2 separate regions of the Mus musculus genome follow, and region 1 is linked to region 2. The links are chromatin loops, found by intact Hi-C in ENCODE. Cell type or tissue: heart. All regions are shown on one strand. Links, peaks and the distances in the headings refer to the core of each region. The heading gives the core; the rest is flanking DNA.

Region 1 (15,482 bases), core at 4,394-12,393, 120 kb after region 2:
ATGCTCTCCTACAGTTACTTTTGATCAAGCAGCTGTGAATGCTTTCGCTCACCTGCTCCATCCTCCTTGCCTTTCCTCGTCCACATTGGAAACAAGATGTCTGCATGGTTAAAACATAGAAATAACATATCCCAAGTTTCAGTGATGAAATGCTAATGGCAATGCTAGGAGTGGAATATAAACCTACCACTAACAGTTACAGTGTATGTATTTCTGTTGTATTACTTTTACCCTTGGAATGTAGCTCTCTCTGCAGGTGTCTCCATAGAGGAGGCCCTGCCTGCCTGCCTGCCTGCCTGCCTTAGGTCTAACCCCACCTCTGCTCCTTTGTTCCAAGCGCATGTCAGGGCCTCTGCAGTTCCCTCCCCATTGCTTTCTCAGCATCTCCCCCAAGTGAAGTAAACTTTGAAAGGAATTTGTCACATAGGGCTTTATGTAATTGTGGGGTTTCATGGTCACTTTGTCAGTCCTTCCATTTTGAAGGAAACAGCTGATTTTCATCAGGGTGTCATGGAAAATTCACTTCCTAAATCTCCTTTCCGCATCCCTGCTGTCACAGTAGTTCCTCTCCTCATGTTATAGCCTGGGGGTTGAAATCACTCCTCTTCCCTCCTCGTGTCCCAGTGAGAGACCTAGTTTTGATTCCTGCCCTACTTTACCTCTTCTTGAAACCACCCCCAAATCCTCAGTATTTTCAGATCTTACGGTGTTGGCCCTTTTTGCAGACAGTGCACTTATATTTATTGCAGCTTAGTTTCTGATGGATGACATGTGGAGAGTTATAAACCTCTGGAGTCGACTTTCCTCTCTCCACTCAGTAATACCCTGCCTGTGCACCTGACTTTCAGTTTGTGGTTCCTAATTACCCTTATGTGAATGGATAATAAAGTTTTACAGTTGGAATTGAACTAACTCAGCCCCTCACTTAATAGCAGCCTTCCTGGTTCTCTGGATGCTCTCTCAGTATTCACATAGTATCCTGACATTGATAGCAGAACACTCAGAATAGGATTATGAAAACACCACAGTCTATGAATCAGAATCTCCAAAAGGGTCTTGTTTTGTAATACATGTTTATAGATTTGCTCTAAATTTGAGTTTTTAGTAACAGTTTTTGTTGTGAAACTGTTGTGCATTATAGAACAAAGAGGGTGTTAAAGTTAAGCTCTTTCCACCTTCCATGGAATGGGGAAATTTGGTATAACAAAACAGAGAAAATTCAGGACCCCCTATTCAGACAAGTCCGTGTTTCCATGGTAATGAGGGTGGTACCTTAAAGCTTCAGGTTGCACAGTATTTGTTTGCACTGATGCTCTGCTACCCAGCTTTTGTTCTTGGTTGTCTTCATGGATTCCACAATTTCTTTCCATGGAACAACTGAGTCCTTACTCGCTGCGGCCATTGTAACCGTCCTGCTTCACAAACACAGGCAACAGCAGGCTAGCCCTGGGAGTTAATCCTACATTTCTGCTAGTGTTTGGAAAGCCATACTTAATTTATTATTATTATTAATTTTAATTTCAGAAGGACAGATCAAAGGACATAGCAGGTATCAGTCACCTTTGGATACCTGCCCTTAGTGTCATTTCGGTTGATCAGTAATATCTGTAAATATTTGGTCTAGGATTGTGACTTGGTCAAGGATGGTGATTTAGTCCTACTGTCGAAGAGATTGTGACCTGAGTAACCATTGTCACTGTTTTGCAGACTATACTTAAGGCACAGGTGGATCTAAGCACATTCTGTAGACAGTTATGCTTTTCTTAAGTGGTGTTTCATACATTAAAACAGGGAGATACTTTCCTCATTGGCCTTTTATACTGTTTATAGTGTGTAATTATTTTTACCTTTAGAGGGGCTAAAGTGAAAAATGTGAGTTAGGGCATTTGTATCTGTATGGAATACAGCTGATATGTATGGGGTGGGTCTCTCTCTCTCTCTCTCTCTCTCTCTCTTTCTCTCGTTTGTTGTGTTGCCCCTGGACATGTTGTCATGATTGTTTATGTGACTGTCTAGGTGGAGTTACCATGGCTTCCCTGCAGCTTCTTCTAACCTGCTCTTTCCCACCCTTGCTCCCTTCTGCTTTAGTCATTTCTCCTCATTTCCCCCATCAGTACTCCCCCCATCTCACACCCCCCCAACCACCGCCTGCACTCTCTTCAGGCCTGAACTTCCCCCAGGCCTGTACTCCCCTCTGGGCTGTATACCCACTCCCCACCCCCACCCCCACCCCCCACCCCTGCCTGCACTTTCCCCTTCTGTTTGCCTCTTGTCTTCTTTGAAATAATTTAGTGCTTGTAAATATTCAAGGTAAATATTTGGTCTAGGATCATGACTTGGTCAAAGATGATGATAGAGACTTATTCTTACTGTCAAAGACATTGTGACCCAAGTAACCATTGTCTGTGATCTGTTACTAAGGAGCTAATACAAAGTCTTTTCTCAAAGTCATAGTTGCCTTCAAAGTGGCCTAGAAAAGGGGTTGACTTCAGAGGAAGAATAATGAATTCCAGCTAGAGAAAGGCGGGGCCCCACTGTAGGGTGTGGCCTTGCCTGACATCCCCAGCTCTTGCTAAATCTTTGCTGTGGTGCTCACCATAGGGAAAACGTAGGACTGTGTATATAAGCCATTTACATGGAAAGCTTTACTTCTAAGTGTAGAACTTACCACCAATTTCCTTTTTTTTTTCTTTTCACTTTTACAAAATTTAACAAATAAGGGTTAGCCAGGCGGTGTTGGTGCACGCCTTTAATCCAGCACTTGGGAGGCAGAGGCAGATGGATTTCTGAGTTCGAGGCCAGCCTGGTCTACAAAGTGAGTTCCAGGACAGCCTGGGCTATACAGAGAAACCCTGTCTGGAAAAAAACAAACAAACAAAACAAAAAACAAAAAAAACCCCAAAAAACAAATAAGGGTTAAAGAAGAAAATCAAACCTTTGATGTCATACATAGTGAAAAACTTTTAAAGATAGAGAAGTCACTATGCATAGTCTCTTCGTTGGTTGTGTCACAGATGTCATGAGCTCTTCTGCAGTGACATTTCTGTAATTTATATTATTAATTATCTGTTGTATACAGATGTTAAGATTCTTTGATTTTGGAGAGGGCTTGATGGAGAAAGCGTTAAGAATCAGTATCTGTGGGATCTAGTAAGACCTCCTTCACCAGCAGACAGCACGTTACTCATCCAAGAGGGATTTAGAGAAGTGGGATTGGTGTTTGCTGTGTGGGCCTGGAGGCAGCTAGTACTGGCTGGCATTGTCTCTGCCCTCTAGGCTTGTCCGCGAGGCCCTGGGGTGAGCACAGCCTCTGAGTTGTGATGCTGCTGTGAGGGGTAGGAAGTAGGAAGTAGGAAGTAGGAAGTAGGCAGGGTGGGGCAGAGGCCTCGCCAGGCACAGTCTGTCTGGACTTTGGAGAGGCATTTCCCTTAAATCCAGTCATCAGAACTACTAGGTCCTGTGGCCCCTCTAGATGGTTCTCATAGATCAGAAGACATGGAGTCACATCTGTACAAAGTGGGGAGCTTGGCCAAGAGAGGAAAGGGAAACATTTGACGATTGTGAGCAAATAACTAAAACTCCTATTCAGATAGTTTGTTTCCTATGTTTACATTCCCGGAAGAGAATCCACTAAGGGGTGTTTGTATTTGCTTGTTTAAACGTTTGATCTAAGAAGTCACTATGTGTTTGTATTTCTAGTAGACAAATCATACTTTTCCCAGTAGCTTGTCTGCCTGTTTTAGTAGGTGTTTTAAGAATGGAATTTTGCTGTTAAAAAATTAGGGTCTTATTCTTTTACTGTTATTACTTGTTTTTAATTTTAGAAATAGTTTCTCAGTGTAAAGACAGGCTGGTCTCAAACATGAAATCTTCCCACTTCTGCCTCCCATGTGCTAGAATTCCAGGCTGGTAACACCATGCCTTGCAACTGTTCCCTTTCAGGGGTGGTATAGTGAGTGTCTGATGGTGTATTTAAAGCAGATGTTAAGAAATCCTGAGAGAATCAAGCTTAACAAACAGCCCTAAAATATTATAAAACTTAGTGTGCATGCATTTTATGTGTTGTGAGCATGTGCATGAGCACCTGCATTTGTTGTTGTTGTGTGTGTGCATGCAGATGGCTGGCCAGTGAGTTCTAGAGATCTGCCTTTTCCACCCACCTAATGCTGGACTTGCAGGGGGGCGGGGGCATTGTTGTACTGGGTGCTAGAGATCCAGTCAGATCCTCCTGCGTGCAAAGCAAGCGCTTGCTGGCAGCGTTCTCTCCAGCCCCGGAAAGCTTAGTTTTTATTGCTAACATCAAGTTTATAGTTTAACCTGTACATATTTTTGTTTTCTTTTTCACTGACAAATTCTTACACATCACAGCATGCATCTCCAGTGTCTTTACTTTTGAGATAGCAGTTAGTGGCCGTCCTGGTTAATTTAGCCTCCCCTGCTCTGCAAGTGGCACAGTTACCCATCTTCTGAGCTTACTCCTTGAATACTGTGGCTGCAGTGACTATGAAACGGAGGGGCAGGGAGCGTGTAAAGAAAATAAGTACTCTATGATTTAAGTTTTATTTGCGATGCTGAATGTGAGAAACTGTCTTGAGTCCATTTAGACTTACTGGAAGAGTTTCTGCAGCTTGCCAGTTTAGTTGGCAGAATCATGCTGTATTTTGTTTTCTTACTGTATTTGTGGAATTTGTGGTATTTATTTATATGAGTGTGTAAATGATGTGTATACATTTAGGAAAATGCTAGGCCATCTTGAGTATAAACTTTGAAGGCTCAGTTACAATCTCAGTGGGTGCTGAGAGTTCCTTTTTTTAAATTTTTATTATTTTTAAATGTTCTAACCATCAATAAAAAGTTCCTCTTGTCTTAGAACTAAGAATAGTAAGACTTGATGTTGTACTCTGTATTTTTTTCTCCTCAAACTTGGTTGTTTTCTGCCCTAAGAAGTCCTATGTTTTGTTTTTTTCCCACAGACTCAGTGTGTGGCTTTGCTTCTGGTTTATAACACAAACGTGCCATGATATAATGTAAAATAATGATAATAACTCCTCAGTGCAATTTGCTTGAGGTGGCAGGTGTTTGCCCCAGGGCCCCCATCAGTCTTTAGTCCACAGAGGCTCCGTCAGTCGTCTTTGGTACACAGAGGCTCATCAGCAGGAGCCGCAGCAGCTGCGTGCCTCTGAGAGAATGTGCCCAACAGGTGTCTTTAATATCGATGAAAATGACTGATAGCATGCCAGAGAAGATGATTTTGATAGTCTTGTGCTTTGGATTAGTGGTGACTTATGGCTGGTGGGTAAATTCATTTTTTTTTTTCCTTGTCTTGATTTCAGATTGGATCTGGATCCTCTCGACTTGGAACAGCAGCAACTATTAAAGGTACCTTACTGAGCACTGGCTATTCCTCTCTCTGAAAGACAGCCTTCCACTAGAGGGAATTTTTTAAATACGCCAGGGCATAACATGATCTTATTAAATTGTCTGATTTAAATTGTGTTATCATTTCATCATTTAAGTATCTCAAGAATATTTGAACATTTGTATTATTTATAAGTTTTGATTTATTAGAAACATTTTGGCATAGGGGATATGTTTTCCTAAGTATGGGTTCAGCTTGTGAAAAACTAGTTTGCTGTGCCAGTTTTAAATGTGATCATAATTGAAACATTAAAAGAGAATTATTTCCCTAAAATAAATGTATGGTTTTGCTATATAGTGCTGTAGTTTCTAACCTTCATGGGGAAGGACATTTCCCTCGTTTCAGTTTTGTTATAAAGTAGTTGGCATTTCTTTTTAGAATCTGCTTTTTAAAAAAAGCTAACACTAACTCTCCCATATTCTTTGTATTCTGTGTTAGGTGTTATGTTGTTAGGTCACATTGTCATTCTCTCCCATAGTCTGTCCTACTTGGTAAGACAGTCAGAGCATTCAGCACATAGTGAGTAGTTGCTGGTGTCTGACCTGCCTTAGGTGACAGGACCTCCCACTCTCTGTCCCTTCTCTGCTGTGCCTTTGCTTCAGGGTCATGCCTGCATGTGTTTGTCTACATTGTAGGAGACACGGACACTGCTAAGACCTCTGATGACATAAGTTTGAGTCTGGGCCAGAGTTCTAGTCTTTGTAAAGAAGGAAGTGAAGAACAAGGTAAGCATGCTTGCGGTGGCGCTCTCCCACCCCCAACCTTAATTATTTCTTCCTCCTCTTCCTCTTCTTCTTTTAAAATTTATTTATTTTATACATGAGTACACTGTTCCTGTCTTCAGACACACCATAAGAAGACATCAGTTCTCATTACAGATGACTGTGAGCCACCATGTGGTTGCTGGGAATTGAACTCAGGACCTCTGGAAGAGCAGCCAGTGCTTTTAACCGCTGAGCCATCTCTCCAGCGCCCAAACTTCATTTCTCATAGGCATATTCTGTTTATTCTGTAGCTGGTATTTGAAAGTTATCTTGTCATTGTTAAATTGCTTTCGAGGGCCCCTTCCCCCCTCCCCAGGCTTCTAGACAGACTGCGTGGTATGGATTTCATTTTCTTTCTTTGAAATTAAAGGTAAATCAGTTACTTTTCATTTTGCAGTCTTCATTTCTATAATGTGTACCATTATAATGTCTTGACAACCAGGTCATAGTCTTAGAGCACTGAGTCTGCTTGCATTTAGGGGTCATATATCTTTATCTTATTGTATATCTAAAAAGCACTAAGCAAGGGTTTTGTTGTTTGTGTTTTATGATAATCTAGCTGCTTGAGATTTATACACATACAACTCTACCATTGTAGCCAGGTATAGAGGAGCTTAGATAATGTCTGGAATTCACTAGTCTGTTGTCTAGCTTAGGAGTCCACATGCTTATTTTTGCAGAGGCCTAGGTAGCTCTGCAGCTCATCTGTCCCCTCGGTACCCAGCTCTGTTGTTATGGAGGGGAAGGATCTCTAAACTACTTGTGAGTGGACATGGCTGTACCAGACTGCCGTGAGTCCTTTACAAACACGGTCAGCCTGGATTCCACAGTTCTTGCTTGGTTGGTTGTCTTCATGTGCATTTACCCAGCTCTCACTCCAGGCTGTTGGTACATCACAGATGAGCCCGTTATGACTTTAAAAAGAGTTGTAGGAAACTTACCCACACTCATAGCCAAATTCAAACTACTATACTACTTTAAAATAGTGTAAAAAATACTTATTGTTTGTGGATTTGAGTTCGTGGGTGTGAGTGTGAGTATGGGTGGGGGAAAGAGAGAAGGAGAGAGAGAGAGAGAACTGAACTCAAGAATAGCATCCACTGTTAATGCAGGAGCCATCTCTCTGGTCCCTCAAATAGTTTGTAACTTGGCTTTTATCTGTTCTTATTATGTACATGGCACTGTTTTAAATATTGTAAATTAATCAGTGAATAGTTTGTACTCTCTTACGGCTTTCACGGTCTTATTATGGAGTTGTAGTACTGTGAATCAGTTATAAGAGTAAACAGATGGAGACTACGAAAAGTGGTAATCTTAAATAGAGTGGCTTTTTACCTACATCGAAGACCTAAAGAGAGCCCCTTCTCTGCAGGGGCAGCAAATGCAAGAGGTGTGAAGTCCTGAAGAGCACACCTGTCAGGTTTGAAAACCAGCATGTGTGGGTGGTAGAATGTCTCAGAGGGCATTTCTAAAGATACTTGTTCTAATTCCTGGGGAGATGAACTGCCATCGTAGCCCTGACTCTAAGGCTGTATCAAAGGGGTGGATGCTGAAGTTGGGAGGTCGTTTGGATGGCCATTGTAAACATGAGGGTAGTAAGACATGGTCTATTTACATTCTGTGTGTGTGTGTGTGTGTGTGTGTGTGTGTGTGCGCGCGCTAATAAGATGCTGTTAGAGGATTTTAGTAGTGTCCTATAAGATTTTAATAGTACTATTTGGGATGGACAGCAGGAACAATGGGGTGTCCTTTCTAAATTAAAGACAGGAGAGAATGGAGGCTGGGGTGGGACATCCAGTTGGGGCATATTTAGTATGTGCTTCTTTGGGACCTCAGTGCAGTCATGAGAAGAGAGAAGTCAGGTTAGGTGTCTGGGTTTGACATTTAGGAATTGTCAATTTGCAAATACCAAGCAGCCCAGCCAACACATTAAATATGGGGTAAGAGCTATGCATGCAGGCTCATGCCTAGAACTTGGGAGGGTGAGACAGAGGATTGTTATGAGTTCAACGCCAACCTGGGGCAGCAAAGTGGCAAAGTGAGTTCTAAACCACCCTTTATTTATAGAGACCTTTTCCAAACAAAAACAAAAAAACAAAACAAAAACACCACCACCACCAAACAACAGCAAAGCAAGCAAAGTGCAAAAGCACACACTGAGTCGGGTTCTTCTGAAGTTGGTAAACTGATGGGGCAGCTCTGCAAGGTTTGCAGGCACAGGGTTTCCATGGTCCTGGCTGGGCTTTGTCACCACCTAGTGGCAACTGTGTGAGCTGCTGAAATGCTGTTTGGGACTGCCAGTTTTTGAAGTATATAAATGTGTGTGGTAACTTCATTCCTATTATAGTTTTAGGAGAGAGTGTTTGCTTTTACCACTGAGATTCAAGTGAACACCTAACCCTCCTCTGAGTTATAGTTTGTCTATATGGTTACAATAATTAAAGCATAGTTTTCTTTTTGTTGTTTTTTGTATTTATAGCTCAGACTAGCCTCAAATTCATGATCTTGCTACCTCCGTCTCCTAAGTGCTTAGATTACAGGCATGTGTCACCACATCTAAATTAATTTTCTTTTGATGAAGCTAACATCAGGTTCAGGCATCCTTTCCTGTCAAAATGAAGGTTTTAAAAGTCAGCTTTTGTGTAGGTAGATGGACTTTTTATGTCTATTACTTTATGAAGTCTGTATGATAATTTAAGTCAGTAGCTCCTACTGTAAATAAAAGATGAAGGGATGCTCTTATAACATAGAGCAACATGTGTTTTTTTCTTAAGGGGCTTACTTATAATTGCTTCATCAGTAATGAAAGAAAATATAGGATTTTAGCCTGTAATTATTACTATTTTTTGTTAATATTTAACATATTCTCATTGAGGACATGGAACATGCTGTACATGATTTTGGGTTTATTATATTTTCTTCTTTGAGGATTTCATATCCACACGATGTGTTGTGATCACATTAACTCCCACTCCTCCCTCAGCTCTGTCCAGCTCCATCCCCTGCCCCTGCTACTTCATCCCAGCTTTGAGTCTTCAGTTAAGTGTGTGTGTGTGTGTGTGTGTGTGTGTGTGTATGTGTGTACACGTAGTTTGTGCTGTCTTAGTATAATCACAGGTGTGGGTCCATTCAGTGGAGCACCCTCCTAGGGCACCCCTAAAGTGATTCTTCCTCCCCCAGACACACCACCATATGGCACATCCCTCAGAAGTGGGGCCTGTGAGCTCCTGTCATTTTGTGACTACCACAAACTATGAGATACCTTGCATCATGTTGTATTTCGTTTGAGCATTGATCAACACTTTGATTCTGTTGTTTGTTTCTTCCTACTGTAGTTCATAACTTTTTATGTGACTGATCAACACGGTGGTGGTTGTATGTGTATTTGTGTAATGTGGACATACATGTGCTATGATGTGTGTGTGGAGGTCAGAGCACAGCTGTGTGATGTTAGTGTCTCCTTCCCTCTTCAGGCTCCTGGCATATACTCAGGTGGCCAGGATTGCACAGCAAGCCCTTCACCCACTACATCATTTTGGAGCTCCATTCTAGGTTTTTGTTTGTTTGTAAAATAATCTTACTAGTGTTTCCCAAAAATTAAAGTATTTCCTGAGACACAATATTAACAGTTACTATTAATTTTGTTTTTAAAATATATACATATAATTATATATGTGGATATATTCAGCACTTCCTGCTTGCTACTGAACAAGTTTGATCACAAATCTTTTAGATGAAGACACAAAGGCTCCAAATGGTAACCTAAGGTTATCTATTTGGAAGTTAGAAATAGAGCTCGCAGCAGGCTGTGGTGGCACACACCTGAAATTGCAGACTCATGCTGGATCATGAGGACCTGAAGTTCAAGGCTAACCTAGGCTAAATACAGAGATCCTCTTCAAAATCGAGGTGGGGGAAGGAAGAGGAGAGAACACACACACACACACACACACACACAAACTTTTTCTGAAGCCTTTGAAGAGCTCAAATGATTTGACAGTTCCGTTCCTTCCATCAGTTAGAATGGGTCTTTGGGTTGACTGGTTAGCTCTGCTTGAGGTTTGCTCATACTTGACTTACTACTGTATACTGTGAGTTCTTTTCTTTGTTAACCAGTGCAGAAGCTGACATGTATCTGTATTTGGCACAGATTTGGCGACTGATCGCAAGCTCTTCCGCCTGGTCTCCAATGATTCCTTCATTTCTATTCAGCCATCCTTGTCCTCTTGTGGACAGGATTTACCAAGGGACTTCAGTGACAAAGTGAGCCTGCCAAGTCATAGCCAGCACCACCGTGTTGATCAGTCACTGTGCAGTGCCTGTGACACAGAAGTGGCTTCTCTTGTACCTTTACATTCGCACTCTTATAGGAAGGAGCACCGACCACGAGGAGTGCCACGGACTTCCAGCTCTGCCGTGGCTTTTCCTGACGCATCACTGAGTGGCCTCCCTCTTTATCAGCAGCAGCAGAGACGGGGGTTAGACCCTGTTACTGAGTTAGACTCATCTAAGCCTCACTCAGGCACTCGAGAGTCCTCAGCGGGCAAGTCCTGCCCTCCGGCACAGTCTCAGCCTGCTGCTGACAGAAGAAAAAGTAGCTCCCAGCCACCTACAAAGTGTGGGAAGAGCAGGGCGCTGAATGCGGAAAAGAGTGTGGACAGTCTCAGGAGCCTGAGCACGCGGAGTAGCGGGTCCACCGAGAGCTACTGCAGTGGGACCGACAGGGACACCAACAGCACCCTCAGCAGCTATAAAAGTGAGCAGACCAGCTCCACTCACATCGAGAGCATCTTGTCTGAGCATGAGGAATCTCCTAAAGTGGGAGACAAGAGTGCCCGGAAGAGAGAGTGCGGTGCTGACTCAGTGGAAGAGAGGAGCCATCGGGCTGATGACCGAAGGACTAGCAGTGACAAGACTGCCCCAGAGGGAAACACACCTGCTGGGCCTCCCGAGGCTCCAGATGCTCAGGCATCTGAGGAGATGGCTGACCAGGCTGCTCCCAGCAGCTCTGCATCAGAAGATGCCAATAAAAACCCCCATGCAAATGAGTTTACTGTGCCTGGCGACAGGCCGCCTGAGCAGAGTGCAGAGAGCAAAGAGGAGCAGAGCGAGAAGCCCAGCCTGGCCACCGACTCCAGAGTTTGTAAAGACGATGGTGGGAAGCAGAAGGAAGGAGATGTCCGGCCCAAATCCTCCAGCTTAATCCACCGGACAACTTCTGCCCACAAGCCAGGCAGGAGGCGCACAGGAAAGAAACGGGCCAGCAGTTTTGATTCTAGTCGCCATAGGGACTATGTTTCCTTTCGAGGAGTCTCTGGAACCAAGCCGCACAGTGCTGTATTTGGTCATGACGAGGATTCTAGTGATCAAAGCGACTTGAGCAGAGCTCCCAGTATTCATTCGGCTCACCAGTTCAGCAGCGACAGCTCTTCCAGTGCCACGTCTCATTCCTGCCAGTCTCCCGAGGGCAAATACGGTGCCCTCAAGACCAAACATGGCCATAGGGACCGGGGCACAGACTCAGACCACACGCACAGAGCTCATCCAGGCCCTGAGGGAACCACCAAAAAGAGGGCCTCTCGGAGGACTTCCAGCACAAGTAGTGCCAAGACGCGGGCTCGGGTGCTGAGCTTGGATAGTGGCACTGTGGCCTGTTTGAATGACTCAAACAGGCTGCTGGCACCGGACAGTATGAAGCCCTTAACCACTTCAAAGTCAGATCTTGAGGCCAAAGAGGGAGAGGTGCTGGATGAGCTGTCTTTACTGGGCCGGGCTTCCCAGCTAGAGACGGTCACACGCTCCAGGAATAGTTTGCCAAGCCAGGTTGCATTTCCTGAAGGGGAAGAGCAGGATGCAGCCACTGGAGGTGAGTAAGCTACTGCAGCACTGTGGGTTGACCCTGTTGCTCGGAAAGTACAGTTCCTCTGTGTTAGGAAAGCACACGTCTCTCGGTGAACACGGTGGTCTCCAATGGCCCTGCTGTCTTATGGGACACATCAGCTTATTCTTGACCGCCTCCCCTTTCTAAGCCAGTTATGCTAGTAATAACCCAGTCATTTCTCATCCTTTATACAGTAGCAACAGTATTACAACTGTATTAGGGTGACAAAGCACTCACAGACGTGACTTCCACAGTGTGCGGCTGAGCTCCCGGAGATGGATGCTCACCAGTCATGTGAGATTCTTCCAGATGCTACGGTAGCACCAGTGGTATATTTGGATAACCGACTCTTTTTCTATTTCTGTGCTTTTCTCTCAGTTCAAGTTTTAGTTATTAAGAAAAAAAATTCTATAATTTCACACTGTCCTTAAAGTTAAATTAAGTTGAAGTTTATATTTATTAGCATTTATCATGTGATTATTTGTTTTTTAATTTTTGAGACAGGATTTCAATGTGTAGCCCTGGTTGTCCTGGGACTCACTACATAGACCAAATTGGCTTCAAGCTCACAGAGATCTGTCAACCTCTACCTCCCAAGTGCTGGGATTAAAGGAGGGCACCATGTCACCTGGCTCTGTTAGCATTTTCATCCATTACTAGTCGTCATGGTACCCCCGGTGCTGGTGACGGTGTTTGGGTAAAGTACAACTAAGTGGTTTCAGGATTGGGGGAGCTGTGCGGAGTTGGGTCAGTGTGTGCTGGGCCTTTTTACAAGGCTGTCTCCCCTCCCTCCTCCCACCCACGCAGCTCATTGCCTGTTCTGCTAGAGTGAGAATGAGCTTCACGCATGTGTCAGCACGCGTGTGTCGTTAATAGAAGGGCTGTTGTCATTTGCTGTGACAACGTTCTGTTTATGCAGACATTTTCAAACATGTCTACACTTAACCTCAAAAGAATTCCAGACTCATCAGCACTATTTCAAAGGTCATAGTGTGGAAATGTTCTTTCTGTTATTGGCAAGGTTCTGACAAAAATCAACTTATAGTGTGAATGTAAAGAAATTATTTTTAGTGCTGAAGGAGCTATCAAAGTAGTCTTCTAACCTATATGTTAGAAATGAATTGCATCTGAAGTAGTTGTTACCACTTGGTAGCTGTGTAGTAACTAAATTCCTAGGAGTTTTTGACCTGGATTTCATTCTGTATTTTCTGACAGATCTGAAAGACTGTAAAGGCTTCTCAGAGATACTGTGTCCTGTGTTTCTGTGTATGGTATCAAGGAATCCATTAGGTTTTAAAAGATAGCTTAATTCTTTAAGTTAGCCAAATACATTTTGAGACTGAACATGCTAAGGTCTGTGTCCTAAGTATTGTGAAATAAATATTATTGCCAAACTGTGAGTGTTGTGTCTGTGTAGGCCATGCTGTGGTGAGTCTGTCTGCGCACATTTGTGTCACGTCCTAACACAGCAGATGTGGCTTTTCCTCTTTTGTTTTGTTTGGTTTTATTTGGTGGTTTTACAAAGTACATGGGGAGTGGTATTTGCATCTTCTTACAGTTCTATGACTATATAAGTCCTCATACTTCCAGATTATAGATTTATTTTTCATATCTTTAAAATGTCCATTAAATATTAATAATAAGACAATGAATTAATTTTTTTTTAATCTTAGCTCAGTTGAAGAAATTCACTAGTATGTAGGAAGTTGAAAATACTTTTTGTTAAAGGAGGGACCTGCTAGGTTTTCTTTTATTTGTTTTTATTGTGCTTACACTGAAAATCAGAATGAAACAAAATTACTTAGATATATTGGAGATTTATGTTGTTTCTGTTGCACCTAAATACAAAGGTTTGCTGTGGTTTGGTTGAACTTCCAGAAAACTGGAAGTAGCAGGAAGGAATTTAAACACTGATTTAAATGGGCAGAATTTCAGTATGTATTGCCGTGAGCATCATTTGTTATAGTCTGTTCTGGCAGGTTAAGAGTGATGTGTCTGGGTTGTCCATTCTGTCCTGTATATCGTCCTCCAGAAACATGACAGCACATATCACTGCTACCACACCATATAAACACATTTCTCACACACACACACACACACTCACACACACACACACTCACACTCACAGACAACTTTCCTGGACATAATTGTGAGTAAATTTTAATTCTAGTGGATTTGGAGGTATTGATGAGTTCGTCAAATACTTACTCTATTGTTACGGTGAATGGTGTTAGTGGGTAATGGGTAAAATTTTGAAAGTGTACTTGAATGTTTATATTATAAAATGGCATATAATAGAGGTGATGTAGCTAAGAACTCGCATGCCTATGGGCTCCACTGTAGCTGTTGCCCTCAGAGATCCACTTGTCTCCATTAGGCCTCTGTGCTGCCATTTGAGGATGTGGTGATAGCAGTATCTCTGTTAGTGAAAGATGAAGGGAGTTTAAAACACGATGCTTAGAAAGTGCCTAGCATGTGTCTAATAGTAGTGCTGTTATCAGGAAGCAGGCCAGTTTGCTAGGCTACAGGTATATGTCCTGCCCTGTTTAATCCTGCTAGTTCAGTGACGTGAAGTTAAATGCAAGGATGTAGGTATATGTTGAAATAAATTAGAGATGTGAAACTTGACAGTAGTGAAAACACAAGCGCTACCCGAATGAGTCTTCAGTCTCTCACTCAATACTAACAGAATAATGTTTTTAGTAGCTTATCTATTAATGTAGGTTTTGCCTTTTTGGCAAGGATGTGTCACCTAACTTACTTTATGGGATGTAGTCATACATAACAGGAGTTTGCTCGCTGTCACCTTTGACTGTGTGTGTCAGGCACACACTCTGCCATAGCGCTGCCTCACCTGCTTGCTCCCGTGGACTCTGAGACCTCCCACTCCCAATCAAGTTCTTTGTGCAAAGTCAAGTCTTACTAATAATAGACTGCAATTTTAAGTTCATACTAAGGTATTTTTTTATTGGCATCTTGCTTTGTACTTAATTTTTATAAGTATAAGGTACATCTCTAGTTTATTACTAATATTTTAAAAATAAAAAATATACATACATAATAAAAAATGTCCTATTTTCTAACTTGTCTTATTCCAAATAAAGATGGTCTTCTTTTGGGCCCCTAAATGTATCTCCTCCATGATGCAATACTATGCTTATAGTATGGTTTCTGTATTAGTTGTCAGATTATAAAGAATAGCTGAAGGAGAGCGATTTGCATTTGTTCATTGTGATTTCTGCAGTATTCTGCATTTCTGGGTTTTTAGATTTATTTGCCTTATGATTTTATGTGTCTGGGTGTTTTGCTATGTATGCACACCATGTGGATGCAGTGCCCACAGAGGTCACAAGAGGATGTGAACCAGTCTGTGGGTGCTGGGAATTGAGCCCCAGTTCTCTGCAAGAGCAGCCAGTGC
Region 2 (15,482 bases), core at 4,611-12,610:
GTTTTAAACATCAACTTACTGTTTGGTTATGAGATTTAGGGTTGCAACATTACTTTAAAGATTTTTTTTATTTGCTATTTAACAAACCAATACAATCTGATGAATCAGCAAGTCTCACACTTGTCTCTGTACGCATTTTAGGGTGGCCACAGCTGTTTCATAACGGACCTGGCACAGCAAGACCATGATAGCCACAGCAGTGGACAACAGCGCCGCCGTGTGGCGTTACAGGATATGGCACCTCTCTGGGGTTTTTGTTTTCTGGTTTTACAATTTGAAGTTCTACCAGTAACCTTGGCAGTCACTAGGTGGCACCCTTTCGGTTTGTTAGAAATCAAGTTCTAGACAGGCAATAAACACTGTCGGAGCTTGAACCAAAACTTCACCTTTATGGCAACTGCTCCCAGATTTTCAGCTTAACTCGGGTATGCCTGGAGGGACCTTTAGAGCAACTTCTGAGGCCTGGACTTGCCTGGACTTGCCCAGTTCTTGGAAACAGAGATTTAAGCCTCTTCTCCTGAACTGCCGATTTGAAGCCTGTCATGGAATTAGCCGAGTCTTCCCAGTTTTGTTTCTATTTATTATATGTGTGCTGGCACCCATGTGGAGGTCAGGGGACATCCTGCAAGAGTCAGCTCTCTCCACTGTGTGGGTTCCAGGGACCCAGTGCAAGTCCTCTGGCTTGGTGGCGACTGCCTGTCATGCTGGGTCCAGGTCTCTCATTTTTTATGGTACTCATTCATTCACTTACCAGATATTTATACACATGAATACAGTGGATACAAAAGCACTTGTTTTTAACAATAGCGAATAAAAGGGTCACATGCGCGCGCGCACACACATACACCACAAACAATTCATAAAACTCATCAGAGGAGAGCCTACAATGTTCCAAAGGGAGACATACAAGTGTTAGAGAGAGTATGTGAAAAGCAGCAAAAATGTGGGGATGGAAAACATAACATATTACCTTTCAGGGGGACCATAAAAGTCCTCTTGACAAAGCAACGTTAATACAGACCCCAGAGAACTGAGCATGTCAGATAGGTAGTTGATTATGTAGGTCTGGAGTTCAGGCAAGGACTGATGAATCATAACACTGCAGTCAGGGAAGACACTGGCTACCATGGGCACAATACTGATTAGAACATTTTCTGACTCAAATAATAAAAAACTTTGCATGTTAGTGTGTGCTTTTCCATCCTTCTCCCTAATGAAGTGATTTTAAATGTCTCTGCCTCTCTCGGCAGAAAGACTTAAAACTCATCTTAGTTACTTTTCTATTGCTCTGATAAGACACCAGGACCAAGGCAACTTCTAAAAGAAAGCATTTATGTGTGGCTCACAGTTTCAGAGGGTCAGAGTCCATGACCATCGTGGCAAGGGGTATGGCTGCTGGCAGGCATGGCACTGGAGCAGTCGCTGAGAGTTTACATCCACAGCATGTGGCAGAGAGAGAGAGAGAGAGAGAGAGAGAGAGAGAGAGAGAGAATGCCATCTGGGAATGGCCTGGGCTTTTAAGCCTCAAAGCATCAACCCCAGTGACACACCTGCTCCAAAAGGGCACACATCCTAGTCCTTCCCAAACAGTTTCACCAACTGAAGACCAAGTATTCAAATATATGAGTCTACGGGGACCGTTCTTATTTAAACTACCCAGACATGAATCTCCTAACACTGGCTGGCCTCTCAGGATGCTTTCTGTCACCTGGACATCTGGATAGATCCTGTGGCTTATGTTTCACTAAGGGTGGAGAGGTACGGACCTGAAGACCCTTGTTCCTTCTGCCTTTGCATTTTGTTGATGTCCAGGTCAGGCCCATAGCTTCCACTTGTGTAATGTCCTCTCTCCTAGTGTATTACCCAGGGTAGCACAGTGAACTCCAGCTTACTGAGGACCAGGCAGCAGTTACATCCCCTCAGTTAGTCTGAAAAGACAAAGCCACTCTCCTCTCAGCCCCCACTAGTCTAATAACAACCAGCATTCTAGCAGTGTCTTCAGTTCAGAAAACCCCTTCATAAATAGGTGCTACTCAGAAGCTTGGGCTCTGGGACCCAGTTGCTGGAATTGACCTGCTTTTCTAGGTCTTGTTTATATGCTTTAGAAGCATACGTGGGGCCATGGGGAACCCACCCTGACTCATGCTTTTCCCACGTAGAATGTGCAGTAGTTTTAATTCCACCCCCACTCCCACCGATTCAGATGTTAAGACTTACCCCTCTGAGTGACACGCTAGCTGGCATTTGGAGACGAAGGGTAGGTTAGTTCACTCAGACATCGATGGGCCACCAAGGGAGAGGCTTTGCTGTAAAGACCAGCCCGCCCTCTCTGACACATTGACTGTCTTCCCCATGTGATGTCCTTGGGACACTGCACAGTCTCCACAAGTCAGAAAGTCACCAATGTGGCTCACTTACCATGAGTTGCTCAGTCTTCAGAAGCTCGAGCTGACTCGGCCTTCATTCTTTACAAATTACTCAGCTTATAGTGTTTGGTTACAGCAGCAAAAACAAGTTTGCAAGTGAGCACCCTTTGAGAGTGCTCATTCTGTCTTAAGCTGAGCTTTATCAAATATCACCTACTTTATCTGCTATTACCTACTGCCTTTGTCTTGGTGAAAAAAAAATTGCTGGAGTTGGTGAGGAATGATAGAAAAATTCACCTTCTGGAGGGCACCCAGTCGGTGTGTCAGGCCGGTACCAAACATGTCACATACTTTTCTGATCACCAAAACTCTATGTAGGAAGTACTTTTATTAACTCCAATTAAAAGTGGGACACAGAGTGTGATGGTTTGTATATGATTGGCCCAGGGAGTGGCACTATTTGGAGGTGTGGCCTTGTTGGAGTGGGTGTTGATGTGTTAAAATAGCTGCTCATGTCTCTACACAGCACACTGGGCCCAAACCGTTTCACATGTGAGAGGTTTATTGGGAGGGGTGGGGGTGGGGGAAAGTGGTGGCAGAAAAGAAAGAGAAGGGGGAAAGAGAGGGGGGAGGGGCGTTCCCCTTATTTATATGGAAAATGATGTAACACAGGTAAAGGTAGTAGGTGAGCCAAGTGGATTCTGGGACTACGGTGCCTGTTGGCAACAGGTCTGCAGGTCACGCTGTCGCCTATGTGATGTCATAGGTTTGGGAGGTCCTGATGCCAACAGGTGTGGCCTTGTTGGAGTGGGTGTGTCACTATGGTCGTGGGCTTTTTAATACCCTTGTCCTAGATGCCTGGATGTGAGTCTTGTCCTGGCAGCCTTCAGATGAAGATGTAGAACTCTCAGCTCTGCCTGCACCATGCCTGCCTGATGCTGCCATGCTTCCTACCATGATGATAATGGACTGAGCCTCTGAACCTGTAAGCCAGCCCCAATTAAATGTTGTCCTTATAAGACTTGCCTTGGTCATGGCATCTGTTCACAGCAGTCAAACCCTGACTAAGACACAGAGCAGTTCAGGAAAAGGAGTGGTATGAACAGGATCAGAACGGGAACTCAGCAACCTCTGACCCGTCCTAGGGTTTCGACAAAAGCAGCTTGACCTGCCATAGCTGAGCTCTGTGAAAATCACCGTGTACTCCAGAGGCCCCTTTCAGAACGTCACACGAATGGGAGGGACTGAATTGCTCTGCAGCCTTTTAACCCAAACCCAGCCAGACTAGAAGCCAACTGTGGTGTCACACCTTCCGACCAGCCTTAATCCCAGAACCCACCCTTCCCTGCCCCCCAAACCTACAGGACAGCACACCCCGGACCCAGCCCTCCCCTCCCACCTTAGGGTCCTCAGCAACTAAATTCTGCCAGTGTGGGGACAAGCTGGGCCACCTGTCAGATCTGACCCACCTCATGCTCCCTGACTAGTGATCGTACCTGCCCCTAACACCCTGTACCCACTCTTAGGAGGCAGACCAGAGTATGTGTTTTATTTGCCTTCAGGTTTCAAGGCCCAAATCTTCCAAGCCAGGATGGAACAAGAAAAATGTCACTTAAAGGGGACAGTTTACTCCCCCACGAAGCTGGAGGTAGAAGGGAGAATGGAAACCACAGAGCCAGCTGGCTAAGCTTACGTTTAGCACCCTCCCCTCTTCCTCGGTTTCTTCCTCTTCCTCTTCTCTCCCTCCCTCCCCTAGAACAGCAGCACACAGCCTGAGCAAACACACACACACACACACACACAGACACAGTCAAGGTTCTTGCTTCTGTTGCCCAAGCCCCTTGGCCTAAGGGACTCTGGGATGAGAAAGCTCACTTTGCAAGCTTGGGGTGTCTTCTGTGTGGGTCTCAGATACATCTAGGTAACTGTTCTAACCTTCACTGGGGGTCACTGGTTGTAAATATATGTCCTCGTCCCTATTAATAACCCACACTGCTCACACTTGTCTCCTGTCACTCCAACTAATTCCACACTGGCTCTCACCCTCCCCCCAGCTCTTTCCACAGACAGTGGGGAGTTGCAGTAGCTCCTAGGCCCCAGCTGGGTCTGGGTTTGCTGTCCTGTTCTGCTAAGGCTTCCTCTCTCGTTGTTCCTGGGGCTATGACAGCAGACAGTTGTATCCCCATAGCAGAGAAAGCATCTCTTTCCTTCAGGTGGTTCCCCGTAGCAAGAGAAGCCGCTTTCTGGGGAGGCTGGCTCATCTGTAGCACGGTGACCCCCATCCACACCTGAGGTGCACAGGACTGCATCAGATCCACACTCGAGGTCTTGCCTAGTTCTGAGAAAAAGTCAGGGATGTACGGTGAAGTAGCCGCCGCCAGCTACCAAGGAAAAGAAGCCTAAGAGTCTGAGGTGTAAAGAGAGCCCTGCTGGAGCCCTGAGATCAGGGCAAATGCAGCCAAATGCAGCCGCAGCACCTTCACGGGAAGGCTTGCATCTCCTCATCCCCTCATATCATCTACATAGAATTTCCCCGCTTCCTGAAAACACGCCCAACCCTACTGCGATGTCAGAGACCTTGTGGGACACTTTCTTGCCTGGAAATCTTAGAGACTCCGCTATGGAACCACCTCACCTTGTCTCTTTGGCCGGATCCCCTGAAGCAAAGCACTTCGTGCTCTAGGCCTTACTGGATTCACCTGGAAAACAAATTCAATTTAATCAAAGCTTAACTCATGCAGAGACTGTAGCAGAGAGATCCAGGGGCAAAGGTGAGAGATGGTCTCTTCCCCACCCCCCCAAATTCCAAGTGAACAGGAGAGAGGGGGTTTAAAAGAAAAGTAGAACCTAAGGGGTGAAATAAGACTGACCTAGAAGGGAAGACTTGTCCTAGCTGGACACAGTGTGTACCCCTCTAATCCCAGTGTCCGAGGCTTGACTCAGGGAATTTGAGGCCAGCCTGGGCAACATAGTGCCCAGTCACATTCACTAATTGAATACCTGCTTTCCCACTCCTTGAGGTTACTCCAAGAATCAGATGAAAGAAAGGATACATACTTGTATGTAAAGCTCTATACAGGTGTAAGCAAATACTATCCCCTTACTCGGCTGAATCTCTTTACAAAGAAAAAAGCTCCCACAACTGAATCTACAAGGTAACAGAAGTACCTCCCACCGGGTGTCATCTTGGCCACGTGGTTGACTGAGCTGAGTGCTGGGGGTTGGGGGGAGGGATTCTGAGTGCAGAATCAAACTGAACCCCTTGGGGGTCCTTGTTCTGGGTTTGGAACAGGATGGAGGGAATCCAGTCTCGGTCTGGGTGGGATGAAATTTTTTAAATTAATTAATTAATTAAAAAATGCCAGGCAGCCACATCAGGAGAAAGATGGAGCTCAGGAAGGTTCAGAGAGGAAGAGAAACAGGAAGCACACACAGATTTCCCGGATCTGCCTCATGTCTGCCCCTGCCTGCTACCAACAATATCCCCAAAGAGGCTATCTTTTGCTCAGGGTAGCTGGGGTGTGCTTCGTGCAGTCCTAACAGAAGGTTTGTAATCAGTTTCTAAACAAACACGTTGAAGCTTACATGGAGCTCATGCTAAGAGCTGTGCTACTCAGTCAAAGACTATCATTGCTGCCATCTGTGTCTAAGCCTTCCGTGAAGAAGAGATAGATTCACTCTCAGTGGTATAAGCTAGTCGCTGGGTGTTAGCCTTCTGGCCAGCTTGTTCTCAAGATTCCCCAAACCACCCAGTTTTGCCCTGGGAGACTCTTGGCTGACACTTGAAGCTGTAACTTGTGAGCATCCCTGAGAACTTCTGTTGCCTTACATATGATGTTGCTGCTCCGTTCATCAGCGGGGTAACAGCCACTCCCACCGTACACACTTTGGGGAGCTCCCTCATCCTTTTCTGTGTTCTTCAGGCAATGTCCCCACCCTAAGCATTGTCGATGTAAGACTCATACTGGTCTGGGATGGAGAGATGGCTCAATGGTTAGGAGCACTTGCTGATCTTCCAGAGGACCTAGGTTCTATTCCTGGCACCCACATTGTGGCTCACCGCTGTTGTTAGCATTGGTTCTGGGGGACCCGATTACAGGGGTCTTTGTGACCTTAACCGGCTGCAGAGATATGAGCTGCCAGAAACAAGAAGTCAGTTTGGCTTACCATGACTCATATGACTCAGTCGCTGATGTTGGTTTAAACTGGAGTTAGATTCCACGTGGTTTACTTTAAACATATTTAAACACAGCACATTTGGTGAAAACTATTTTCGTGATCATTAACTCAATCCTATGTGTACAACAAACCACACACAAATCTCCTTCAGGAACAAAACAAGCTAAATACAGATCAGATATGAAACCCTTTGTACAGTCCATAAAGACAGGTTCTATAGGTTGACTGGGAAAAACAATTTTACAATAAGGGTCTAGGGGAGTGATCCAGTGCCAGAAAAGTCACAGATAGCGCAAAGGTCACTAGGTCAGAAACCATGTCCATTTCTAGCCTTCTGGGCAGATAACAGGCACTACACTCCTTCTTTTGGAGGAACAACCCTGCGTGCTTAACATCCTGGGTTTCTCTGGTGTTTAAAAGACAGCCATACTTCCTATCTCACCCCCTTTTGAGTTTTTAAAGAGAATTTTGTGGCTGTAATAGCATAAGCCAAGCTTGACTGCATAGCCTGCAGAATTGGTCTAACAAAGCCATAGGACTAGCCAGCAGAGGACCAAGAAAAGGGAGAGCCACCTTAATCGAGATGGCCTTCAAAGGTCACTTGAGAGATTGTGTCTTTCTCTTTATGCAGATCATCAATGTGAATATGAGCAGTATCTTGACACATTAAAACAACACATTCCAGAAAGGAAAGTATTTGGATTCTGTACAATCTGAGAATTAGCCTATAATATAGTCAATAAACATAGCATCATCATTTTGGGGGTCAGTAGCATTGGGTCCTTGTCTCTCCAAGGTCTCAGCTTGATGAATTAAAGTCTCGATGCCTCCCCCAAGTCATCAACTTCTTCTTCCTCTTGGGATGCCTCCTCTTGGTGTGCTTGTTATCTTTCTTCAGATGCTTCATGTGTCCAGTGTCTCTGGGATGCTGTCTTAGTCATGGGAGCAGACATCATCTGGGACTTCTTTCATTTTCTGAAAAGACTCGAGCGTAACCCTGCCCTGATGGTAGAGGAACTTGGGGCCCTTTCCACTGATTGGTTCCTAGATATTTCATTTAACATATACTGTGTCCATGTCTGTGCCTCCACTTTTGGGTAGTGGAGAAAGCATTATCCTTTAAAGTAAAAAAAAAATTTTTTTAAAAACCATGGCTTAAATTTTAAATGCCCATAGCACTAGGCATTTAAGGTGAAGATATAGTCCCCAATTTTATTTTTAAAATTTGTTGTTTAAGTAGTTAACGCTGTCATTCCACAATAGCTTTGACACTGTGAGTTGAAAGGGGTTCCGGCAACATGATTAATATTTTATACATTGTAAAAGTTGTTTGCTAATATAAGCAGGAGCGTTACCAGTTTTTAGTTGCAATGGATGTCCAGGAAAGGGAAAGGTATATAATAAATAATGACAGCATCCGAGATCGTTCTGCAGACAGAAGCAACAATCGTATTCTTTCCAAGTATCAACTGTTACAGGAGCATAATGTCAAAATTCAGAGATTTGAGTAGTATCTGTTTGCCCCAGTGGCATTAGAGTTTAACGCGCAAGGATTAGTTCCTCCAGCAGGGGGCAGTGGTGGTCAAGGAACACAGAGGGCAGGCACGCTTGTTCATGAGGTAGAGAACTACACTTGTAATAATTTTGCATTTTGATGAAGAAATTCATGAGTCTTTTAAGCAGCCTGAAATGAAAGTATTAGAGGTGAGGAGGAGGCCAGGGCATCTGCTTGAGCACTAGCGAATGTTACCAGGTCTGGCATATGAGAATGCATGTGAATGTGAGTTATGAAAAAATGCTGACTCCAAACACTGACACCATTGCATACACTAGCAAGATTGTGATGATAGGACCCTGATATAGCTGTCTCTAGTGAGACTATGCCAGGGCCTAGCAAACACAGAAATGGATGCTCACAGTCAGCTATTGGATGGATCACAGGGCCCCCAATGGAGGAGCTAGAGAAAATACCCAAGGAACTAAAGGGGTCTGCAACCCTATAGGTGGAACAACATTATGAACTTAACCAGTACCCGGAGCTCTTGACTCTAGCTGCATATGTATCAAAAGATGGCCTAGTCGGCCATCACTGGAAAGAGAGGCCCATTGGACTTGCAAACTTTATATGCCCCAGTACAGGGGAACGCCAGGGCCAAAAAGTGGGAGTGGGTGGGTAGGGGAGTGCGGGGGAGGGTATGGGAGACTTTTGGGATAGCATTGGAAATGTAAATGAGGAAAATACCTAATAAAAAAAAAAAAGAAAGAAAGAAAGAAGAAGAAAAAGAAAAGAAAAGAAAAAATGCTGAGGTGGTTGTTGTATAGGCGCCCATAGGGACAGAACTAACTGTGCACTAGCATTGGTGGTGGGATTAAGTTTAAGTCTTGAAGTGCTAGGATTTAAGACGTGCACCACTACTGCCTGGCTTAGTCTTACAGTTTCTAAAACAGAAACAATTTGAGCACCAATGGAGAGTGTGCTAAAATATCCAATGCAGAGAAACATCAAATAAAAGTTGGTTGGCTGCAGCAAGTTCAGACTGTTGAGCTGCACAACCAGGGCTGGGTGTATGCGGAGGGTGTGGAACTTGTATATAAGACATAAGCTCCCGTGCTTTTGAAGAGCCATTTTTAACAGTGATCTCTATAGGATCTCTAGATGTAATTTTAAGGAACACCCATGGGGTATCTTAAACAATTCTTAAAGGGATCTTTAGGATAACTAATACTTATAGATCCCAAGTAACATGTGATTGCTACCTGCCAATTGTGATCATCGTGGAACAAAATAATCAGCCAGAATTCTATTTAATGGCACAGTGATTTCTGTAGGCTCTCTACTAACAAGTGGCACAAGTTGCTGTGATGGCTCATATATGCTTGGCCCAGGGAGTGCCACTATTAGGAGGTGTGACCTTGTTGGAGTAGATGTGTCACTGTGGACATGGGCTTTAAGAACACATCCAATTGACATGGCCCAAAATCTTTTCTAAGTATTTGAGGGTACATTGCTTCGGAAAATTTAGACTGAGAGGGGATAATGGCAAATTTGTTGTTGAGTGAGAATATATTTTAAATAATTATATGGTGACCACTTTGTATCTTATCTGGAGTTAAGTTTAAATTTTCTTCTTCTTCTTCTTCTCCTTCTTCTTCTTCTTCTTCTTCTTCTTCTTCTTCTTCTTCTTCTTCTTCTTCTTCTCCTCTTTCTTCTTCCTCCTCCCCCTCCCCCTCCTCCTCCTCCTCCTCTTCCTTCTTCTTCTTCTTTTTCAAGACAAGTTTTCTCTGTATAGCCCTGGCTGTCCTGGAACTCACTCTGTAAACCAGGCTGGCCTCGAACTCAGAAATCTGCCTGCCTCTGCCTCCCAAGTGCTGGGATTAAAGGTGTATGCCACCCTTGCCCAGTCTTCTTTTTTTAAAGATTTATTTATTTTATGTATAGAAGTATACTGTTGCTCTCTTCAGACAGACCAGAAGAGGGAATTGGAACCCATTACGAGTGGTTGTGAACTACCATGTGGTTGCTGGGAATTAAACTCAGGACCTTTGGAAGAGCAGTTAGTGCTCTTAACCATTAAGCCATCTCTCCAGCCCCTACATTTTCTTCTTTTAGTTCATTTACCATGAAAGTTAAGCATCCATTTAAGTATTGATTAGGAAAGCATGAGCAGAGAATACATTCATACAATGAGTGACCAATGCCTGAAGGGCTTTAGGCTGCGCCAGCTTAAGTGCCTACATACATAATATTGTCACACAGTGGGGCAATGTTTTCATTAAGTGCCTACATACGTAATATTGTCACATAGTTTGACAATGTGTTCATCGCTTGTGGCAAAATGTTCCACTGATACTAAATAGTGGAGTGTCCTTGAGGAACCACAGTAGGCATGGGGAGCCCCAGCTGCAGAGCCTCCATTTGTTTTCACAGGAACATTTATGCCCCTGAAATCATACAGCAGCTGAAATTTATTTTTTGTCTTTTTATTTACAAAACTATAATGTAATTAATTACCAAAATAGGGGAATTCCAAGGTCTCACTGAAGGTTCTATATGTCCAGGTTGCAATTGTTCCTCTAATAGAATTGGGTCTATCTTAATTTTTCTCTATGAAGGGGCCACTGATCAATCCATACTGGATCAATTTTCCCTTTGATCCTGGGGTTAGGTTTGCTCTATTGGGAGTTTAAAAGCTTATCATCCCTGTCAAATTTGGATTCATATTCCTTAGCTCTATGTTTTCCCTTATTACATCATAGGCAAAGGCAAACAATCTTGGGTGGGGCTGGGGGTTGGGGGGGATGGGAGTGCTGGGGGCAGCCTCAGGGCAGCTTTGCGAGCCACCTGGCCCCTTGGAACAACTCACCCTGCCAAGGTGTGTCCAGAGGATCCCGATGGTCCTTCTAAAGAGCATTCAAGCAATATATAACTGCAGTCCAGACTGCAAAACAACAGACAGGGCTTCTCACCCTCCTTCTCATGGGGTCTTTTCACATTCGTGTCTATGTGACTCCAACTGTGGATAGCAATGGTTCCTTGTTCAGGAAACCCAGGATGGAATTTTACACTCACTTATACAAAGTTGCAGAACTGGTTTTTCATTTGTTTGTTTGTTGTTTTGTTTTGTTTTGTTTTTAAATATTTGCTCCCCTGGGTCTTAACAGATAGCTCAGATAATCATATAAGATGCGTTACCTCAGAGGACTGGGAAAAACCTGTGCTATTTCCCTGTCTCACTTACAGCTGTGACCCCTTCTGTGAGAGGATTGAACCCCTACCCTCTGCTTCTACTTAAAGAAAACATTTTCTTACCTTTTCCAAGGGTCAAGTCCCACATTGAGCATGTCCCACGTCACGCACCGGCCGTGGGGGTCTCTGCAACCGTAATGGGCTGCAGAGGGACGAACTGCAGGGGGCAAAATGGCAACTCAGCTCAACATGACTCAGCAGCTGTACTGGGTCAGTCTTCTAAAGTCTTACTCTGAGTAGTTTTATTTCAGGCATATTTAAGCACAGCACAATTTGGTGAAAATGGTCCTGGTGACAATTAACTCAATCCTACACGCAAGACAAACGACATGTAGATCTCCTTGAGGAACAAAGTGAGCTAAATAAAGATCAGATGTAACTACATTGAGATTCTTTGTAAAGTCCATAAAGATAGGTTCTATAGATTGACTGAGAACAACAAATTTATAATGAGGGTCTGAGGGAGGATGCAGTGTCAGGAAAGTTGGCCACACGCATAGCACCAAGGCCACCAGGTTAAAAAAGCATGTTCCTTCAAGGGAGGAACAACCCTGTATGCTTCTCATCCCGGGTTTCCCCGGTGCTTCTCTGTGAGAACAAAAGCAGCCATGCCTTCTAAGTACAATACCCTCTTCCAGCCTCCAAGGGCACCAAGCATGCACACAGTACACATCCATACATGCAGGCAAAACACTCATCCACATAAAACAAAATAAAAATAAATCTTTAACCGTACCCCCCTCCCCCAAAAAAGACCCCACACTGGTCAACTAAAATCTCTTTCGAGGGAATCTGAATCAAGCTGAACAGAGGAGCAAATATGGAGACCTCTGGACTTGGGCCCTTAAGACAAAGTAGTCCCTTTTTCTGGTCTTAGTTGTTCCTTTAAATCTATAGTCATCACACGAAAGATAAACATCATTTGACACAAATGAGCCAATGAGCTATTTTCATTTTATTTTTTGTTTTGGTTTGGTTTGGTTTTTCGAGACAGGGTTTCTCTGTGTAGCCCTGGCTGTCCTGGAATTCACTCTGTAGACCAGTCTGGCCTCGAACTCAGAAATCCACCTGCCTCTGCCTCCCAAGTGCTGGGATTAAAGGCTTGAGTCACCACTGCCCAGCACCAATAAGCTATTTTTAACCTTTACACATTAAATAAAAATTCTCCCTCATAAATGACGAGAAAGAAGGGAAGGGTGGAAGCGCCACGTTGCATCTTATCCCCTACCCAAGTTGCTGCCACAGCCAGGCTCCTATTTTAAGACCCTTTAATGGAGCTATATTTACACTGTTTTTACATTTTTATTCATGGAGATTTACACAAGTCATTTGGCTGACGGCTGAAGCTTATTTCAGGACAGTGCGTCTGGTATTCGTAGGAAGCCCCCCGTCGGCCTCCTCTGCACCTGTTCTCTCTCCTGCCAGGCCACCTGTGCTTATCTCCAAAGGGAAAAAACGTCAGAACCCAGAATGCAAAGCTGGACTTGAAAGGTAGAGCCAAGCCAGGTGCGGTGGTGTACGCCCACAGTCCTGGAGAAGGACAAGGTGGGCTGAATACAGGAACTCACAGCTCATTCACAGCATTGGAGACTTCGAGAGAGAAAGCAAGGGAGAGGGAGACAGACACACACACACACACACACACACACACACACACACACACACACAGCTACTTCTATATGCTTATACATGTATATGTATAAGCGTATATGTATATACATATATATGTATATGCTTGTGATCCTAGCACTTGGAGGTAGATGCAGGAAGATTAGAAGTTCAAGGTCATTGTATGAGTCACTGTTCTGTAAAAAAAAAAAATTTATTATTTTATGTATGTGAGTACACTGTAGCTGTCTTCACACCAGAAGAGGGCATCAGATCCCATTACAGATGGTTGTGAGCCACCATGTGGATGCTGGGAATTGAACTCAGGACCTCTGGAAGAGCAGTCAGTGCTCTTAACCGCTGAGCCATCTCTCCAGCCCGAGTCACTGTTCTTTAAAGAAACAATGGACAGAATGAACACATGGAATTTTCTAGAATGGTTTCTGGCCTCTGGTCCAAGTAGCCCAACAATGGCTGGTAGAAAGGGTCTAGTAGTTATCCAGCCTATGGGACCGGATGTCTTGGCAGTCCCAGTCTGGTGCTGGAGTCCCAGCGAAGTCCTAGAGAGCTATGGGTTTCAGTGTACATTTCACTAGCTAAGAAGTAGGTTCTAACACCAGCAAAGGGATGCCCCAGGGACAGGGGAGAAGAGCTTGACAGTGAGAGTGAAGGCAAAAAGCAGGCAAAACCCAGAAGCTTCCTCCTTCCGTGTCATTAATAGAGGCTGCCCCCAGAGGGTGGATCTTCTAACCTCAAATGATCCAACCAAGAAGACGCCTTCACAGGTGTGTCTAGCCGCCTGGGTTTAGTTAATTCCAGACTTAGTCAAGCAGAGAACCAAGATAAACCATGGCAAATCGGCCTCATGTGAGAAATCATCCTCATGTGACAAAGACAGCTACCTTGAAGTTGAAGAGCACCCCTGAAGTCTCCCCACCACCCCCCCCCCTTTTGATGGTTTTAAGATAGGCTGACAAAGACCTAGTGTCACAGCACAGGATAGAACATGCCCTGACACAGTGTCCTAGGCAGTAGGACATCCTGTGGGTGGGGGTCATGACCAAGCAAGGAGTCTTGGCTCATGGTCTACAGTCTCAGAATTCTGGAAGCTGAAGTAGGAGAATTGCCACAAGTTCCAGGCTGGCCTGAACTGCAGCACAAGAGCCTGACTCTAGGACAAGCAAACACCCCATCACCAATGTTCACTGACCTTCCACACAGTGCCAGCTGCTGTTCTAAGCAAGATACACAGATGGCCCTTCCCATCAGGCCTTGGAGCGTGTCTATATGTGGGTAATTGGTAGAACGTGGTCTTAGACATTGAGGCTTCAGCTCCACACCCCACACTTCTCATCAGAGGGAAGAGCCACAGTGTACAGGATGGTGTTGGTCAGTTTCCTGTTGCTGCAACAAATAACCTGAGGGGAAAATGGTATAAAGTAAGAAAGGTTTACTTTGGCTCCCTGCCTTGGAGGTCTTGGTCTCTGATTGGATTTCTCCATTGGTGTGGGACTCATGATAGCAGGAAGGCCTGGTAGAGCAGAGCGCCACCTCACAGGAGCCTCACAGGAGACAGGGGAGAAGCTAAGGACAAGACACCCTGTCAGCGGTGACACACCTAACATTAATACCAACAAATTCTGAACCCTACTGAGGTCAGAGCCTCCACAACACAATCACCCCTCAGTGAGTGGCTCCACCCACTAGTTAGCAAGAGAGTAAGCTTCACAATGACCCATTTGGAAGGAAGCTTTGTCTCAACCATAACAGGAATGAAGAAGAAGGCTACTCACCAAGCCATTCCAGTGGGCCAGATTTCAGCTCCTGGCTGCTACCCTGTGGGGCATCACACCTCCAGACTCCTGCGCTCCTGAAACTCTACCTTGGGTCAGATGATTATTGCTCCAAAGCCCACTCCAGGGACTAGATGCTGGTCAGGAGAGTGTCTAGCCTTAGTTCTGACCATACTGGCCTTTCTAATAGGTACATTGAGCCAAATCCCCATCCCAGGTACTTCTTACTGTAGACTTATCTTGCCTTTTGGGGAGTCTAGACATTCTTTGCTACCTGCTAGGACAAATTCAGGCATCAGAAAGGATCACTTCGTATTAAACCTCACGTAGGAAGTAGTGTGGTTGTCACTAGGTCCACCTCACTCATTTTGAATTCTTTGTTCCCAGTGAATATTTCTCTCTCCCTCTCCCCAAGTTAATCACATACCAGAGACGAAATCAACCTTAGCCATACAATTTGCCCTGCTTGCTGTATTCCTCCAGGGCAGTGGGCAGTCAACAATGGGCGCACTTCTTCAAAACAGAATCTGAGCCCGTTCCAGACAGTAGCTCCAGCAGAAAGCTCCCTGTAATGAAGTAGTTAAATCTTTACCCTGTTTGAGGCCTACTACTCCAAGTTGGCTGACCGGTCTAATTCATTCAGCACACACACAGCCCCAGTGCCACGCAGCGTCCTCCGAGGAGCCCAAGACAAGAATAACAAATACAGTCTAAGTGAGAAGGACAAAGGACAACACAGATGTTAATCACAGGGTGCCCCAAGATGTCAGGAAGGGCATGGGGAGGGGA

The links. Peaks named below come from ENCODE experiments on the same cell type or tissue, not always from the same donor. Only the 100,000 strongest peaks of a DNase experiment are listed, where the experiment ranks them.
Region 1: a loop joins it to region 2, with 7 times the contacts of the local background. A loop is called at or near these places in 41 of 42 quality-filtered maps.

The regions. Positions count from the first base shown.
Region 1 is chr12:81,907,332-81,922,813 of GRCm38, forward strand. It overlaps Pcnx (pecanex homolog), which reads left to right. Exons shown (of 36, transcript NM_018814.3): 4 at 5,334-5,379; 5 at 6,055-6,144; 6 at 10,334-12,049. Among named protein-coding and RNA genes, the nearest start is that of Pcnx, 55 kb to the left of the region's middle. In heart, for the core only: no CTCF peak of the experiment used is centred there; a DNase peak (open chromatin) is centred at 8,410.
Region 2 is chr12:81,788,625-81,804,106 of GRCm38, forward strand. It overlaps Gm30706 (a long non-coding RNA gene), which reads right to left. Exons shown (of 7, transcript XR_001780652.1): 2 at 14,694-15,259; 3 at 14,111-14,318; 4 at 11,356-11,449; 5 at 10,910-10,984; 6 at 5,002-5,065; 7 at 3,806-4,704. It overlaps Gm46366 (a long non-coding RNA gene), which reads right to left and starts at 2,466. Exons shown (of 3, transcript XR_001780649.2): 1 at 2,218-2,466. In heart, for the core only: a CTCF peak has its summit at 8,112 (motif pointing right); no DNase peak of the experiment used is centred there; H3K27ac peaks cover 305 bases.